Regions from separate parts of the Homo sapiens genome. Here region 2 is linked to region 1. Evidence: read pairs that join two places in POLR2A ChIA-PET (ENCODE). Cell type or tissue: HepG2. All regions are shown on one strand. Each heading gives the region's core, and the rest is flanking DNA. Links, peaks and the distances in the headings are about the cores only.

Region 1 (2,920 bases), core at 234-2,733:
TATTATCCTTATGGCATAGAGATAAAAGCAGAAGTGACAGATGGAAACACCCATGTACCAAAATACCATTAAAAAGGGGATTCTTAGAATGATCAGACCAAAAGCTGACTGGTGACTTCAGACATACATGAAAACTTTACACTTAGAGTGTAATGTTTATGGATACAAATTAGTTAGGTGATCAAAAATTTCAACTCAGAATTCTAAAACTTCATTTGTATAACTTTAGCTTTAATTCAAATTAATGAAATAACTGAAAACCACTGTCTTTTTAAACAAAATGCTATTTGCAAAAAGAAGAGCAAACCTTTCCACTCGGATGTTGAGGTCCTCTGCAGGTCTCTGATCTGAGCATCCACTAGGCTCCTGAGAGGAAGTGGCATGGCCTGCACTTTCTCCTCCTTAATTATTAAATAAAAAGAAATAAGAATACTGCATTTAATGCAACTTTTTAAAGGAATAAATCTTTCAGATTATAGCATCTGTTAATAATTTTATATCTTAAGCATTATATATTTTCCCTAAAAATGGAGAAGGAGCTAAATATGCTATTACTAATCCTAAAGTTTAGACGTGGATAAAATTGTTCACAAATAGAAATAAAGCAGTTACCGAGTTAAAATCACCAAGGTAAAGGTCAGATGTAAAACATGAATAACAATCTGGCAGGAGGCATGCCTGGCTATGGGTAGCCTTCACTCTAGAGCAGTGCCCTCCAATATCTATACTGTCTAACACAGCAGCCACTAGACAAGCGGCTGTTGAACATCTAAAATGAGGTTACTGCCAAGTGAGGGACAAATTTTAGTTGTAATTAATTTTAATTAAAATGTGGCTGTGGCTATTGAGCAGTGAGCAATACAGGCCAGGTTTGATCCTGGGTATGGCTCTGGACTTACACTGGTCCAAGGAATCTGCTTCTGCTGACCAGAGTGGTTCCTTAGAGAGCCTCTTTATGCTAGTTTTCTTTGAAGGATTTCCTGAAAGATAGACTTTTGTCCTAGCCTATTCTACAAGACCTCTGTCATTCCCTTCCTTACAACTTGCCACCAACCTGATTCTTCTTTACAGTCTTTGGCGAACAAGGACTCTGGAGCCACACAGTCATTTCAGTAAGTTCCTTAATACCTCTGTATCTCATCAGTAAAATGGGGATAGTAACCTCACACGGTTGTTATAAGAAATACGTGTTAATACAAGTAAAATGCTTAGAACTTAACTGAGACTGGCACATGGTAAGCATTTTCGTTACTACAGTAGTAGTAAAAATAATTAGTATGACTAAGTAGAGACGATGGTGCATATCTCTTCTCCCTCCCCATTCAGGGGCATAACCTAGGTAGCTTGAAATCAACAAAGTGGGAGTATTTACACCTGGGAAATTAGCAAATACTACAAATATGGGCCTTTGCTTCCACAGATCCTTCTGATAAATGTTTACCAGTGTATCACTGAATGCAACTCTTGGATAAGAAGTGGTAACCACTAGCAGCCAGTAGAGGCTCAATAGGAAATTAACCACCTTTCTTTAGCAAATAAAATAAATGCTGAGGACATGTCTTATTATCAGCAAAAATTTAACATCTTATGAAGATAACCTGTGGACAAGCTGGGGGAAAAGTGTTGAATAAGAGTACAGTTAGGTGAATCTATGACTCATAATTAAAGAGAAATGGAAAGATGTCATATAGAGGAAGATTTCCAATTGTATGTCACAGAGTTCTCTGCCTTTGGTATTTCATAAATGACTTGAAGATGTAAAATATAAATTTGTAACTTTTTTTTTTTGAGACATGGTCTAGCTTTGTTGCCCAGGCTGGAGAGCAGTGGCATGATCTTGGCTCACTGCAACCTCCGCCTCCTGGGATCAAGCCATCTTCCTACTTCACCCTCCCTAGTAGCTGGGGCCACCAGTGCACGCTACCATGCCTGGCTAATTTTTGTATTTTGTATGGAGACTGGGTTTTGTCACACTGCCGAGGCTGGTCTCGAACTCCTGAGCTCAACTGATCTTGGCCTCCTAAAGTACTGGGATCACAGGCATGAGCCATTGTACCTGGCCCATGTGTAACTTTATGGGTGACCCAAAATTGTGTGAAATAGCTTATTAACACTCATATTTAACTGCTAATTCCTAAATGAAAAATTCTAGGTCGGGTATGGTGGCTCACACCTGTAGTCCCAGCACTTTGGGAGGCCGAGGCAGGTGGATCATTTGAGGTCAGGAGTTTGAGACCAGTCTGGCCAACATGGTGAAACCTCATCACTACTAAAAATACAAAATCAGCTGGGCATGGTTGCGGGTGCCTATAATCCCGGCTACTTGGAAGGCTGAGGTAGAAGAATCACTTGAATTTGGGAGGTGGAGGCTGCAGTGAGCCAAGATAGCGCCACTGCACTCCAGCCTGGGAGACAGAGCGAGACTGTCTCAAAAAAAAAAAAAAAAAAAAAATTCTGGATTGAAAAAACACCTCAATAAGCTAAAACAACTGATAAAAATCCAAATATAATAAAAATGTATTGAGAAGTTCCGCCTTTAGGCTTAAAAAGCCAACTGGAATAACAGGCATAATGTATCTCCTGAGAGAAATATACATCATCATCTACAAAGTAGTCTTGTCAAAAAGAATAATGAAGCTGACTTGATCAAGTCTGTAGCTTTACCAATTTAGAGGAATAAAGGGGATAGAGGAACATCTTACACAATTCCATGGGGATGCAGTAAAATCCAGACTGTGGAAAACTATAGGAAAAACTACCAGGGAGAGCAGAAATCTATATATTAAATTTAAAAACACATCAACCAATAGCAATATATCGAACTGTAACTCAAACTGAAAAAAAGTATAATATAAATATTGCCTAGATAATTGATGACAAAAAGGATTACTATTAAGCTTTCTGGCTTTGATAATAGTAT
Region 2 (2,920 bases), core at 238-2,737, 610 kb after region 1:
TAAGGGCATATCCCCTAGAAGATCCTTCACTGACTGTCAACAACACAAATGTAAAAGGGTTATGATACGGTCCATGGCAAAAGCAGTGGGTCAAGATTATTTCATGATACTGGGTGACTCAGGATTCATGTACAAAGATCTAGATCTTAATCAGTTAACATCATACCCACATGAAAACATCCTAGGAAACCAGAGGCCCAGAGTAAAGAGCATAAACTTCAAAAGAAAATAATATTCACTCATACACTATAGATTATATTGAAGAAAGGCATTTCATACCAAAATTCTTCTTTCTGGTTGTCCTTACTATACTAGGCTGAACATAGCTACCAAGAGAAGGCCAAGGTTCACTTGAGCTTATCTTCTCTTTACTGTTAAAGGTATGTACCACAAGGGCATGCTCCAGAATCCACCCTCTCCTTCTGGAACTCTGAGGTGTAGGTGTAGGTGCCCAGGCACATATTAGTATGCTTCCAATGCTCTGGGGACTCTCAAGAGCCCCTAACTCATCCCTATACAAAAAGTAAAGGCAACCATATCTATTTTAGAATAACTACATATTTCCTTAAATGTATTATCTGATTTCTACATATGGGTGTATATGTAAGTTGACTATTTAAATTACTGTCTATTTTCTGGTTAAAACAATGTCATGTAAGATTTGCAGGTACCCAGGTTAGCCCAAAATAGTCTAATGAATCACAGTTTTGCTGAAGTGCAGTGTTAGAGGAACTATATAGAACTTTACCAAGAAGGAGTAGTATGTTTCCATGGGGAAAAACTTCCGTAGTTCCTATTTGGAATGTCCTCCCGTGCATGCCTCTGCAAAGACACTGCAGCAGGACAGGGAAAGATGACTCTGAAGGCAGCTAGAGGTCAGATGGAAAATTACTGCTGCGGAGGCTGGTATTTCCTGCTGTGCACACACACCTTAAGCCAATTCCCTTCTCTACCTTTTGGTTTGACATGTGCCCCAAGAGCCAACTGGCTTCTCTTTATCCACTGTACCAACTATTTGTTTTAAAGCAACTCCTCTGTTTCTTGTCACATGGCAGTATAGAACTTGCAGATTTTCTGTATCATTTTAGTCTCCAAGGAAAACATATAGCTCTTAAGAGGTTCACTAAAGATGTTTTTCATTTAGAAAAGATGGGTAAAATAAGCAGGAAACAAAAGGCTCCCTTTTATTGTCACTTAAATCTGCTAGCAAAAAAGGATGAAAGTGGCATAGGTGTTTGTGGAGTGTTTATGTTTAAAAATAATACACAGGTGTTTCAGAGAAAAATCAAACTCACACTGGCCTAAACAGTACAGAAGCAGGACTGAGTAGGGGATATGGATTGGCAAGGTGGAGGCCACCACAGGTTAAATAAAGAGGGAAGTCTGCGCCTGGGGATAGTTCAGAGTATCAGCAGTAGGAAAGGAAGCCCTGTAGCCCATGGGGCTACCCACTTGGGGTTTTAACATATACGTGGACTTGCCTTTGCTTTCAAAAATAAAAGTCCTTTCTTCATTCCTAGTTTTTAAGCTAATAAGCCAAATGTCACCATTCCCTGAATCCTGTATGTTCGAAATACAGACCTGTATCTAACCCTAAAATATTCTTCAGATAGCAAATGCCTACTCATCTGAAATAGTGACTCTTCTGAGAAACCTTTCATGACCTACTCAGCAGAGTCAGTCTTTTTGACCCTGCCTCCATAAGAGAACTCATGACAGTTCCTTACATATCTCCTCCCACAACCTCAATCAACTGTAACTGAGGGTAAACACTGTATTTCTTAACTCATCTAGTCACAGTGCAAGGTACACAATAGGCACTCAAAAGTTCATTGAGTGAAGTGACCCATGTTAAATCCTAAGTTTCCTAAAAGTCTTCCATTAAATTGGCTGAACACAAACAAAGAAACCACTCCAATTCACATATAGAAATGATTCTATTCTCAACTTTCAACTATTAATAATACTAGATCTTTGCTTTTTTAAAACTTAAGAAACAAGTTTGACTATGTCCTCTGGGGGGATGGTGGCAGAGTGTTGAACTACTAATGAAATCCAAACACTTAACAAAAAGACATTCAGGCCTTTATACCACTTTACAGAGTGATTTTCACAGTTTCATCCCAGAATAGCTCAAAATAGACCCCAGAGCTCTGCAAGTGTGACCCACCTTAAAAGACTCCATATCTGAGAGCAGACAGGCACTCTGCATGCGTGCTCGAAGGTGAGCCCCCTCTGCCGATGTACCTAATTTAGCTAAAACTTCAGACTGCTCTTCTAGCAGATCTTCTGTCATAGGTGCTGGTTCCTGTGAAGCACAAAAGGACAAGGCTCATAAACAGCCCTTTTTAGAAAAAGAAGTACCATAAAAATAGAATAAAGACAACAGTCATTTCAGCTATAGCAGTCACAAGATGAGTATTTTTAAAAATTCAGAGAAATGCATAAGTTTTTTAGAACTTACATAAAAAAGAATTAAGAAAAATAAATACCACTTTCAGGCCTCCTCCCCCTCACAGATAAGATTACCATGTTTCCCTTGACAAGGATTGATAGTAAAAGACAGAGGAATTTGGGTCCACTGAGCAACATTTTCCTGCCTATTAGTGATAAAGAAATGAAGTCCTAATGATATTATTATATATGTCATCACTAGCTGCAACAAAATTTTAATTATAAGTAATAGAAATGGTTTGATATAGAAATAATTGCTCTAACAGGGCCAGGCACGGTGGCTCATGCCTGTAATCCCAGCACTTTGGGAAGCCAAGGCGGGTGGATCATGAGGTCAGGAGATCGAGACCATCCTGGCTAACACGGTGAAACCCTGTCTCTACTAAAAATACAAAAACAAAATTAGCCAGGCATGGTGGTGGGCACCTGTAGTCCCAGCTACTCAGGAGGCTGAGGCAAGAGAATG

What was found. Peaks named below come from ENCODE experiments on the same cell type or tissue, not always from the same donor. Only the 100,000 strongest peaks of a DNase experiment are listed, where the experiment ranks them.
Region 2: POLR2A ChIA-PET joins it to region 1 with 7 read pairs; 3 of 35 experiments call an interaction of 5 or more read pairs at or near these places.

What each region holds. Positions count from the first base shown.
Region 1 is chr2:135,759,299-135,762,218 of GRCh38, reverse strand. It overlaps UBXN4 (UBX domain protein 4), which reads right to left. Exons shown (of 13, transcript NM_014607.4): 6 at 308-401. Among named protein-coding and RNA genes, the nearest start is that of UBXN4, 19 kb to the right of the region's middle. In HepG2, for the core only: no CTCF peak of the experiment used is centred there; no DNase peak of the experiment used is centred there.
Region 2 is chr2:135,149,757-135,152,676 of GRCh38, reverse strand. RAB3GAP1 (RAB3 GTPase activating protein catalytic subunit 1) reads right to left here. Exons shown (of 24, transcript NM_012233.3): 18 at 2,171-2,308. Among named protein-coding and RNA genes, the nearest start is that of SNORA40B, 15 kb to the right of the region's middle. In HepG2, for the core only: no CTCF peak of the experiment used is centred there; a DNase peak (open chromatin) is centred at 1,766.